Linked DNA regions of Homo sapiens: region 1 is linked to region 2. A link is an interaction called in ENCODE POLR2A ChIA-PET data of the cell type or tissue named here. Cell type or tissue: OCI-LY7. All regions are shown on one strand. Each heading gives the region's core, and the rest is flanking DNA. Links, peaks and the distances in the headings are about the cores only.

Region 1 (4,401 bases), core at 294-4,293, 54 kb after region 2:
CTCCTGACCTCATGATCCGCCCGCCTTGGCCTCCCAAAGTGCTGGGATTACAGGTGTGAGCCACTGCCCCTGGCAAATTGTAGTAAATTATTTAAAAATAACAATATCTTTGGCTTGGGCATGGTGGCTCACACCTGTAATCCCAGCACTTTGGGAGGCTGAGGTGGGCAGATCACTTGAGGTCAGGAGTTCGAGACCAGCCTGAGCAACGTGGTGAAACCCTGTCTCTACTAATAATACAAAAAAAATTTAGCCGGGTATGGTGGTGCCTGCCTGTAATCCCAGCGACTCGGGAGGCTGAGGCAGGAGAATTGCTGGAACCTGGGAGGCAGAGGTTGCAGTGAGCCATGATCACACCACTGCACTCCAGCCTAGGTGACAGAGCGAGACTCTGTCTCAAAAAAAAAAAAAAAAAAAAAAAGCCAAAACAAGAAAAACAATATCTTCAGTTCATATTCTAAAAAGCAGAAGTGAATTTTACTTTATGAATAGAGCACTTTGCAAATAATTCTTTGTTGACCAAATATTTTAATGCCTGCATGAGTTAAGTAAAAGCTGTTCTATGAGAATTATAACATTGTTATTTGGAAGAATATATTAAGAGGAAGCAGACTTATGATTTGTCATTTAATAGATAATCCAATACTATAGGATAAAGGCAGCTTATTGGAGAAATGATTTTAAAAATATTTTCTTGCACAATTTACAAAATTTAGTTTAAAAAAATTGTCCAGTAATTTACCCCCACTTACTTGTGAAATTATGAGCTCTTTATTTCTTCTTCCCTTCAAATTTATCTTAACAACTTTTTCAAAACTTTTAACTTTAATTTTTATTGCCAACAAGTTGCTAGGATAGTACAAATAACTCCTAAATCTCTTCATCCAGAGTCATCAATTATTATCATTTTTCTACATTTCTTTCCCCTCTTTCTATATATACATATATGTAATTTTTTTCCTTTTTCTTAAACCACTTGAGACTTAATTATCAATATCATGCTTCTTTACCCCTAAAGTTCTTGTTTTTGTCACTCACATTACCTTCAGCTATGAGGCTTGTGGGCTTCTCTCGTGGTTTTATTCATTTTTTCACTTTTAACAGTTTTACTGAGGTATAACTGAGATACCATACAGTTTATTTTAGACTGCATTTTTATTCCTTCCTTCCTCTCACTGGCAGTTGCTGGTACAGTGCTGCACCTGGCTGAGTGAATGGTTTCTTTTGGAGCTGATAAAGCTGCCTTATGAAATCAGCTGACAGGTATATTATACCTACAGATGATGCCTTTTCTCTCAGAGCGCTTGGGTTGAGATTGACCCACTCCACAATTGCTAGTGGACATTCTGAGCAAAAGACCACATTTCTGTCCAATTTTGTGAATGTAACTATCAACTCATTTGAACTCTAAAACACTTAAGTTGTCATTTTACTATAGTGTAAAGATGACCGTAGATCTAAAAGATATTTTTTCTGAATTTTGACATTGAAGGAAGAAATCTATTTTTAGAAATCAAAAATGAAGAACTCACGCCCTTTAGGTTGCATACTTGGTTCTGGAGTGGCATGGAAGATGTTTGGAATGGCTGACCCTCTGTTGCTTTCACTTGGGTTGTTTGCATTTTTATTTTTTAAATATATTGCTTGGTGATCAGCGCATTTTTATTGACTTAATAGTTGTGTCTAAACTATTATAAAGCCAAATTGGGTAGTGTGTAACTCCTACTAATGTATTTCTCTCTTTTTTCCTCACAGGGATGAATTGTAAAAGCAACATCAGCTTGACCAGTATAAAATTACAGTGGATTGCTCATCTCAGTCCTCAAAGCTTTTTGAAAACCAACACCATCACAGCTTGTTTTGGACTTTGTTACACTGTTATTTTCAGCATGAAAATGTGTGTTTTTTTAGGGTTTCTGATTCTTCAAAGAGGCACAGAGCCAAATTGGTAGAGGAAGGATGCAAAGTATAAATTTGTGTAATATTACTTTAACATGCCCATATTTTACTTGGAAATATTAAAAGAAAGGGTTCTGTAAAATGGAAAACTTAGTTTGTGAATTGATTTTGAGGAGTGGTTTTTCTTTTCTTGGACACTTAATTCTGTTCTGATATTAATTTATCAGATTGCTTTTGTGCATTGGATAACACCACCATTCACAAGTTAAGATTCTTGGTATTTGGATATCTGTTAGATGCTACTAAGAAAATAGAGATGAGCTTTCTTTTTAAAGCTTTTGATGTGGTGTCATAGAATAGCATGTTGTAGATACAATCAGCTGCTTTGTTACCTTAAAACTAGGCATTTGTAAATATTAAACCATAAGATGGCAGGTGATGTCCTGTAAACACTCAGCTGTTCAGATTGGACATAACTGACTTAGTTCTTCCCTTCTCTCTCTCTCAAAATTATAGGAGACTTGTAGTTTAGTGTGGTTTTCTGTTTCTAATTTGCTGCTGATAATGTATATGAACTTAACATGCTGTGTAAGCTGTGTCCTAGTTCTTGAACAGTTTATGCAGTGCTGCTTTGCCAAATAAAGTTAAAAGTAAAAGAGGCATTGGTTGTTTTTGAATATAGAAGGAAGAACAGCAAGTCCACCAGATAGGGAGTGTTTACGATCATGGGAAAAAGACTGTTTCTCTGGTTGTTTCCTTTTGCGAAGTCTGAGTAAGTAATTAGCATTAATCCAACTGTACATTGTAGAATGTGACTACACTGCTCCAGGGCCAGGACCGTACTTCAGTCGTCATTTCTCTTTGACTCCCTAGCCCAGGGCTTGCCCTGTAGTAGCTATACAGTAAATGCTGGTGAGTGAGTGAGTGGTGAATGAATCGACTTAAAGTCAGGAAAGAACAGGATTGAGGGTGAACAGACCAAAACCCATCTCTCACCTATACAAAGATTTATTAATATAATGACTATAGCTGAATTTCTAAGAAGGCAGTAGCACTTTGGGATCTTATTTAAATGTTGTGATTTATAACTTTTATAAGAAGTAGTTCTGGAACTGAGGAAATATAAGCTCCAGAATGAGCAGAATCAGCACTCCCAGCAAAGCCCTTCTACTGGGTGCATGTGTGGGTGCGTAATTCTGGCAAAGAACCTTCGTGGGCATGTGAACACTCCCCCCAGCTCTTGAAAAAAGTCTTAAATATTACTTCTTTACAAATGGCTTTTAGGCTGGGTGCGGTGGCTCACGCCTGTAATCCCAGCACTTTGGGAGGCTGAGATGGGCAGATCACCTGAGGTCAGGAGTTCAAGACCAGCCTGGCCAACATGATGAAATCCCCTCTCTACCCCTCTCTACTAAAAATACAAAAATTAGCTGGGCATGGTGGCACACACCTGTAATCCCAGCTACTTGGGAAGCTGAGGCAGGAGAACTGCTTGAACCAGGGAGGCAGAGGTTGCAGTGAGCCAAGATCGCGCCATTGCACTTCAGCCTGGGTGACGAGTGAAACTCTCTCAATAAATAAATAAATAAATAAAATGGCTTTTAAAACTGATGCATCTTTTCACAAGTGCCTCTTCTTGGGTAAGGTCTTAGACACAGGAAACTAGCATTATTTGGTGCCCAAAACTTGAGAGTTTAAATTTATTGTTGGCTTCAGTTTGCTGCTGTTAATTGCTTCCATACTCAGGCCATGAATCCCTGTGGTCCAGGACTAGTCCATTTTAAATAGTTGTAAAGGTCAAATATTCTTTTTTTTTTTATTTTTTATTTTTTGAGACGGAGTCTCGCTCTGTCGCCCAGGCTGGAGTGCAGTGGCGCGATCTCGGCTCACTGCAAGCTCCGCCTCCCAGGTTCACGCCATTCTCCTGCCTCAGCCTCCAGAGTAGCTGGGATTACAGGTGCCCGCCACCACGCCAGCTAATTTTTTGTATTTTTAGTACAGATGGGGTTTCACTGTGTTAGCCAGGGTGGTCTCGATCTCCTGACCTTGTGATCCCCCCACCTCGGCCTCCCAAAATGCTGGGATTACAGGCGTGAGCCACCACGCCCAGCCAAGGTCAGATATTCCTTACAACTGAAGTTAATTCTTAAATGTATCCACTGGTCTGTGTCTTTCATAGCCATTACCAACATTTTACTATATATGAGTCTCTATGTTTGGTTTTGGGAATAGAAAAGGGCCCTTACTCTCAAAAGTGTGAAGTCTGTTTGAGGAGACAATTATATAAATATGACAAGACAAACTTAAGTGCCACCTGATTAGTACAGACAGTGCTATGCCTTCAGCATTGTTCAAGCACTGCTCTTGGACTTTACATGTTTATGAATTAAAATTGTAGAATGTTGAATAAACAGGAATGGGCTTTAAGGGAGCATGAATAAATGGGTAGAAACGGAAATAATGGATTTTAGCTAGGCCTAAGAGTTTTTTTTTCTGTAAGAT
Region 2 (4,401 bases), core at 138-4,137:
GTGCGGTGGCTCACACCTGTAATCTCAGAACTTTGGGAGGCTGAGTCAGGAGGATCGCTTCAGTCCAGGAGTTTGAGACCAGCCTAGGCAACATAGTGAAAATAACATTTGTCATTTTCTCTACAAAAAATAAACAAAATTAGCTGGGCATTATGGTGCATGCCTGTAGTCTCAGCTACATGAGCTACGTGGGAGGCTGAGATGGGAGGATCACTTGAGCCCGAGAGGTTGAGGGTGCAGTAAGCCAAGATCATGCCACTGCACTCGAGCCTGGGTGATGGAGCAATACTTTGTCTCAAAAAAAAAAAAATGTTGAGTATCTGTATGGGCTGTATGGGCTTTGGTATTGTATGCGGTTTCAGGCATCTATTAAGGGTCTTGGACCGTATTTCCTGTGGGTAAAGGGAAACTACTGTACTGACCACTGAAAGCAATTGTTCTTTTATCTATTTTTATTTGTAAAAATAATTCAGTCCATTCCCCTAATGATCAATTGTTTCTACTTATGTTTCTTTTGCATTCTTGATTTTGTCATTTTACATATATAATGTTTATGGAATTTGTCATTTAGTCAGCTGATATTTTAGTGCTTTCTATATGACAGGCACTGGGGATACAGCAGTGAACAAAACAAACATCCACTCCCTCTTGTAGCTTCTAATGGGAGCAGCCAAGTATAGTATGTCACATGATAAGTGACAAAGTAGGGAGGGAGGACAGAGTGTGTGGGGCAGTAGGTTTATAGTTGTAGAGAAGGCCTCAGTAAGGTATCATTAGACCAAAGATTTGCTGGAGGAGTAGACACATATCACGCAGGTAGACTTGGGATAAGCATTCCAGGCAGAAGAAATAGCGAATTCCAGATTTGGATTTAGGATCTGGGAGAAAAGATTGGAGGCAAGGATCCAACACCAAGGTTTTAGGCCTTGGCAACTGGAATGATTTGCCATTTTCTAAATTGGAAATGGTGAGTGAGTGAGCAGCCACGTTTATTCTGTGAGGAGGGGACTGTGGGAGATCAGATTATTTTGAGGAATGCTTTTCTTATAAGACATTTAAGTCGAGATTTTTAGTAGGCATTTGAATATGCAAGAATTATGATTTGTAGTTTTTATATCCTAAAAGCATTTACTTTTGTAAATAATGAAATTATTTTCTATCTACAGCACCAGTTCTTAGCCACTAGTAGGTGTTGCTAGTAGAAAAGAGCATTTATTCTTTCCCTTTTTTTTTTTTTGAGACAGAGCCTCTTTCTGTCGCCCAAGCTGGAGTGCCGTGGCGTGATCTTAGCTCACTGCAACCTCTGTTTCCTGGGTTCAAGCGACTCCTCCATCTCAGCCTCCCGAGTAACTGGGACTACAGATGCACACCACCATGACTGGCTTTTTTTTTTTTTTTTTTTTTTTTTTTTTTTTGGTAGAGACGGGGTTTTGTCATGTTGCCCAGGCAGGTCTCAAACCCCTGGGCTCAAGTGATCCACCCGCCTCAGTCTCCAATATTGCTGGGATTATAGGCATGAGCCCCTGCGCCCAGCCAGCATTTACTCTTAATATTCCACTACTTTTGTATGCACATGGGAAAAATAGAACCAGCTGGTAAAATCCTAAGAAATTGGAGCCTCAAAGTCCAGAGGCCTTCTCATTTTGACTTATTTCAAACCAGTCTTATGGATAGGTACTAGTAAGTAAACTTGAAATCCTATGTATATATTTAAATTTAAATTATATAAAAATAAATAAAATTGGCCGGGCGTGGTGGGTCATGCCTGTAATCCTAGCACTTTGGGAGGCCGAGGTGGGTGGATCACCTGAGGTCAGGGGTACCAGACCAGCCTGGCCAACAATGCGAAAACCCGTCTCTACTAAAAATACAAAAATTAGCTGGGCATGGTGACAGGAGCCTATAATCCCAGCTACTCGGAGGCTGAAGCAGGAGAATCGCTTGAACCCGGGGAGTGGAGTTTGCAGTGACCTGAGATCGCTCCATTGTACCCCAGCCTGGGTGAAAAAGCGAAACTGCCTCAAAATAAATACATAAATAAATAAAATTAAAAATTTATATCTTTAGTCATATTAGCCACATTTCAAGAGCTCAGTAGCCACATGGAGCTAGTGCCCACCCTGTTGGACAGTGCAGATAGAGAATAGATCTGCCATCACTGAAGGTTCTTTTGGATTGCAGTAGATCTTGATGCTTGGCTGTATTACATTCTGGTTAATGAGATCTTAGGCTGTAGGAGGGGAAAGATTCGATTGTGCTGTTACAAAAATATTTTTATTAATATTATATTTAGCTTTGGTTAAATGCTTTCAGGGTGGCAGTGTAAAACTAAAGATTATTGGATAAGAGTGATGAAGATAACAAGAGGATCAGCATCTTACATGGTGCTTTGAAGGGATGGAGGTGGTTTGGTTTAGCAAAACCTTTAGGGAGCAGTGGTGTTTAAATTTGAAGAAATGTCATGTAGTAGAGGGTCAAACCAGGACAAATGGGAGGCAGATTTTGGCTCATTATAAGTAAGTATTCACAAAGCTATCCTAACAATCAAAAAGTTGGCTTTGAAAAAGTGTTTTCTGTCACCAAATATGTTGAAGCAAAGAATGGTTGACCATTTCACTGTAAGGGATATTGTAGAAGGGATTTTGTCATCAGATTTGAATGTACACTAGATCTCTAAGGACCCTTCCAAATCCAAGATTCTGTGATTTTTTTCCCCAGTGGTCCCTTGTACCTAGATTTTATGATTTAAAAAATATTTTATTTTATTTTTTGAGACAGAGTCTCACTCTGTTGCCTAAGCTGGAATGCAGTGGTGTGATCTTGGCTCACTGCAACCTCTGCCTCTCCGGTTTAAGTGATTCTCGTGTCTTAGCCTCCCGAGTAGCTGGGACTTACAGGCACGTGCCACCATACCCAGCTAATTTTTGTACTTTTAGTAGAGATGGGGTTTCACCATGTTGGCCAGGATGGCCTCAAACTCCTGACCTCAAGTGATCCACCCGACTTGGCCTCCCAAAGTGCTAGGATTACAGGAGTGAGCCACTGCGCCCAACCAATTTTTTTTTTCTTTCTTTCTTTCTTTTTTTTTTTTTTTTTTCTGAGACAGAGTCTTGCTCTGTCGTCCAGGCTGGAGTGCAGTGGCGCAACCTCAGCTCACTGCAACCTCCGCCTCCCCGGTTCAAGCAATTCTCCTGCCTCAGCCTCCTGAGTAGCTAGGATTACAGGCATATGCTACCACGCCTGGCTAATTTTTGTATTTTTTAGTAGAGGCGAGGTTTCACCATGTTGGCCAGGCTGGTCTCAAACTCCTGACTTTGTGATCTGCCCACCTCGGCCTCCCAAAGTGCTGGGATTACAAGCATTAGCCACTGCACCTGGCCCAATTTTTTTCTTTTTTTTAATAGTGTTATGGATTGCATGAAATTACTTGTGGAGTGTATGTGTTTTAGTAGCCAGCTACAGAAGTTTAACATTAACTTCTAATGTTACCTGCATTTTAGGTTTTGTATAACATTGTAGTTTGTTAGAGATGTAAAGGAATCCAAGGAACATATCCTTTGAGAAATAACATCTAAATACTATGTATCAATTAAAAGTTATTAAGGTATAGTGAAAGATCCATTTTATTTTTTTTCCCCATTGATTGGCAGAGGAAGGTACATATTTTAAAATAATCTCTGGTACTTAGAGAATATGCTTTACCGTAACTTGCCATCACATAAAATTCTTCCTTAATTATATTGTGAATTTTTTTTTTCTTTTTTGAGACGGAGTTTTGCTCTTGTTGCCCAGGCTAGAGTGCAATGGCGCGATCTCGGCTCACGACAACCTCCACCTTGTGGGTTCAAGTGATTCTCCTACCTCAGCCTCCCGAATAGCTGGGATTACAGGCACATGCCACCATGCCCAGCTAGTTTTTGTATTTTTAGTAGAGACAGGGTTTCACCAAGTTGGCCAGGATGGTCTCAATCTCTTGACCTCGTGATCTGCCCGGCTCGGCCTCCCAAAGTGCTGGGATTACAGGCGTGAGCCACCGCGCCCGGCCATGTTGTGAATTTAAAACTAATTCCTTTCACATTTTTTCAGTACAGAAAGTACCTGGGAGTGTCTCAGCCTCTACTTAGCATCTATCATGCCTAATCATTCTGAATGGGAAGAAAAAGGTGAAAGTTTTGTTAATTTCTTATTGTTTTTCCAGACATGTTGATAGCAGAGAAGAAATGTGGGGTAGATGGTTAACAGCTATCCAAGTCTTATAAACTAATATAATAAGGTAATATTTCTTTTATTTAGATGTAACCTTGTAACAAGCTTAGAAAGTTTCTATATGACTTGAAATCTATCTGCAGCTTATTTTCTTTCTTTCTTTCTTTCTTTTTTTTGAGATGGAGTTTTGTTCTT

The links. ChIA-PET counts read pairs that join two places held together with the same protein. Peaks named below come from ENCODE experiments on the same cell type or tissue, not always from the same donor. Only the 100,000 strongest peaks of a DNase experiment are listed, where the experiment ranks them.
Region 1: POLR2A ChIA-PET joins it to region 2 with 6 read pairs; 7 of 35 experiments call an interaction of 5 or more read pairs at or near these places.

Annotation. Positions count from the first base shown.
Region 1 is chr6:149,808,861-149,813,261 of GRCh38, forward strand. It overlaps PCMT1 (protein-L-isoaspartate (D-aspartate) O-methyltransferase), which reads left to right. Exons shown (of 8, transcript NM_001360452.2): 8 at 1,756-2,559. Among named protein-coding and RNA genes, the nearest start is that of RAET1E-AS1, 52 kb to the right of the region's middle. In OCI-LY7, for the core only: no CTCF peak of the experiment used is centred there; no DNase peak of the experiment used is centred there.
Region 2 is chr6:149,755,130-149,759,530 of GRCh38, forward strand. The region is part of intron 1 of PCMT1 (protein-L-isoaspartate (D-aspartate) O-methyltransferase); the gene reads left to right. Among named protein-coding and RNA genes, the nearest start is that of PCMT1, 7.6 kb to the left of the region's middle. In OCI-LY7, for the core only: no CTCF peak of the experiment used is centred there; no DNase peak of the experiment used is centred there; H3K27ac peaks cover 985 bases.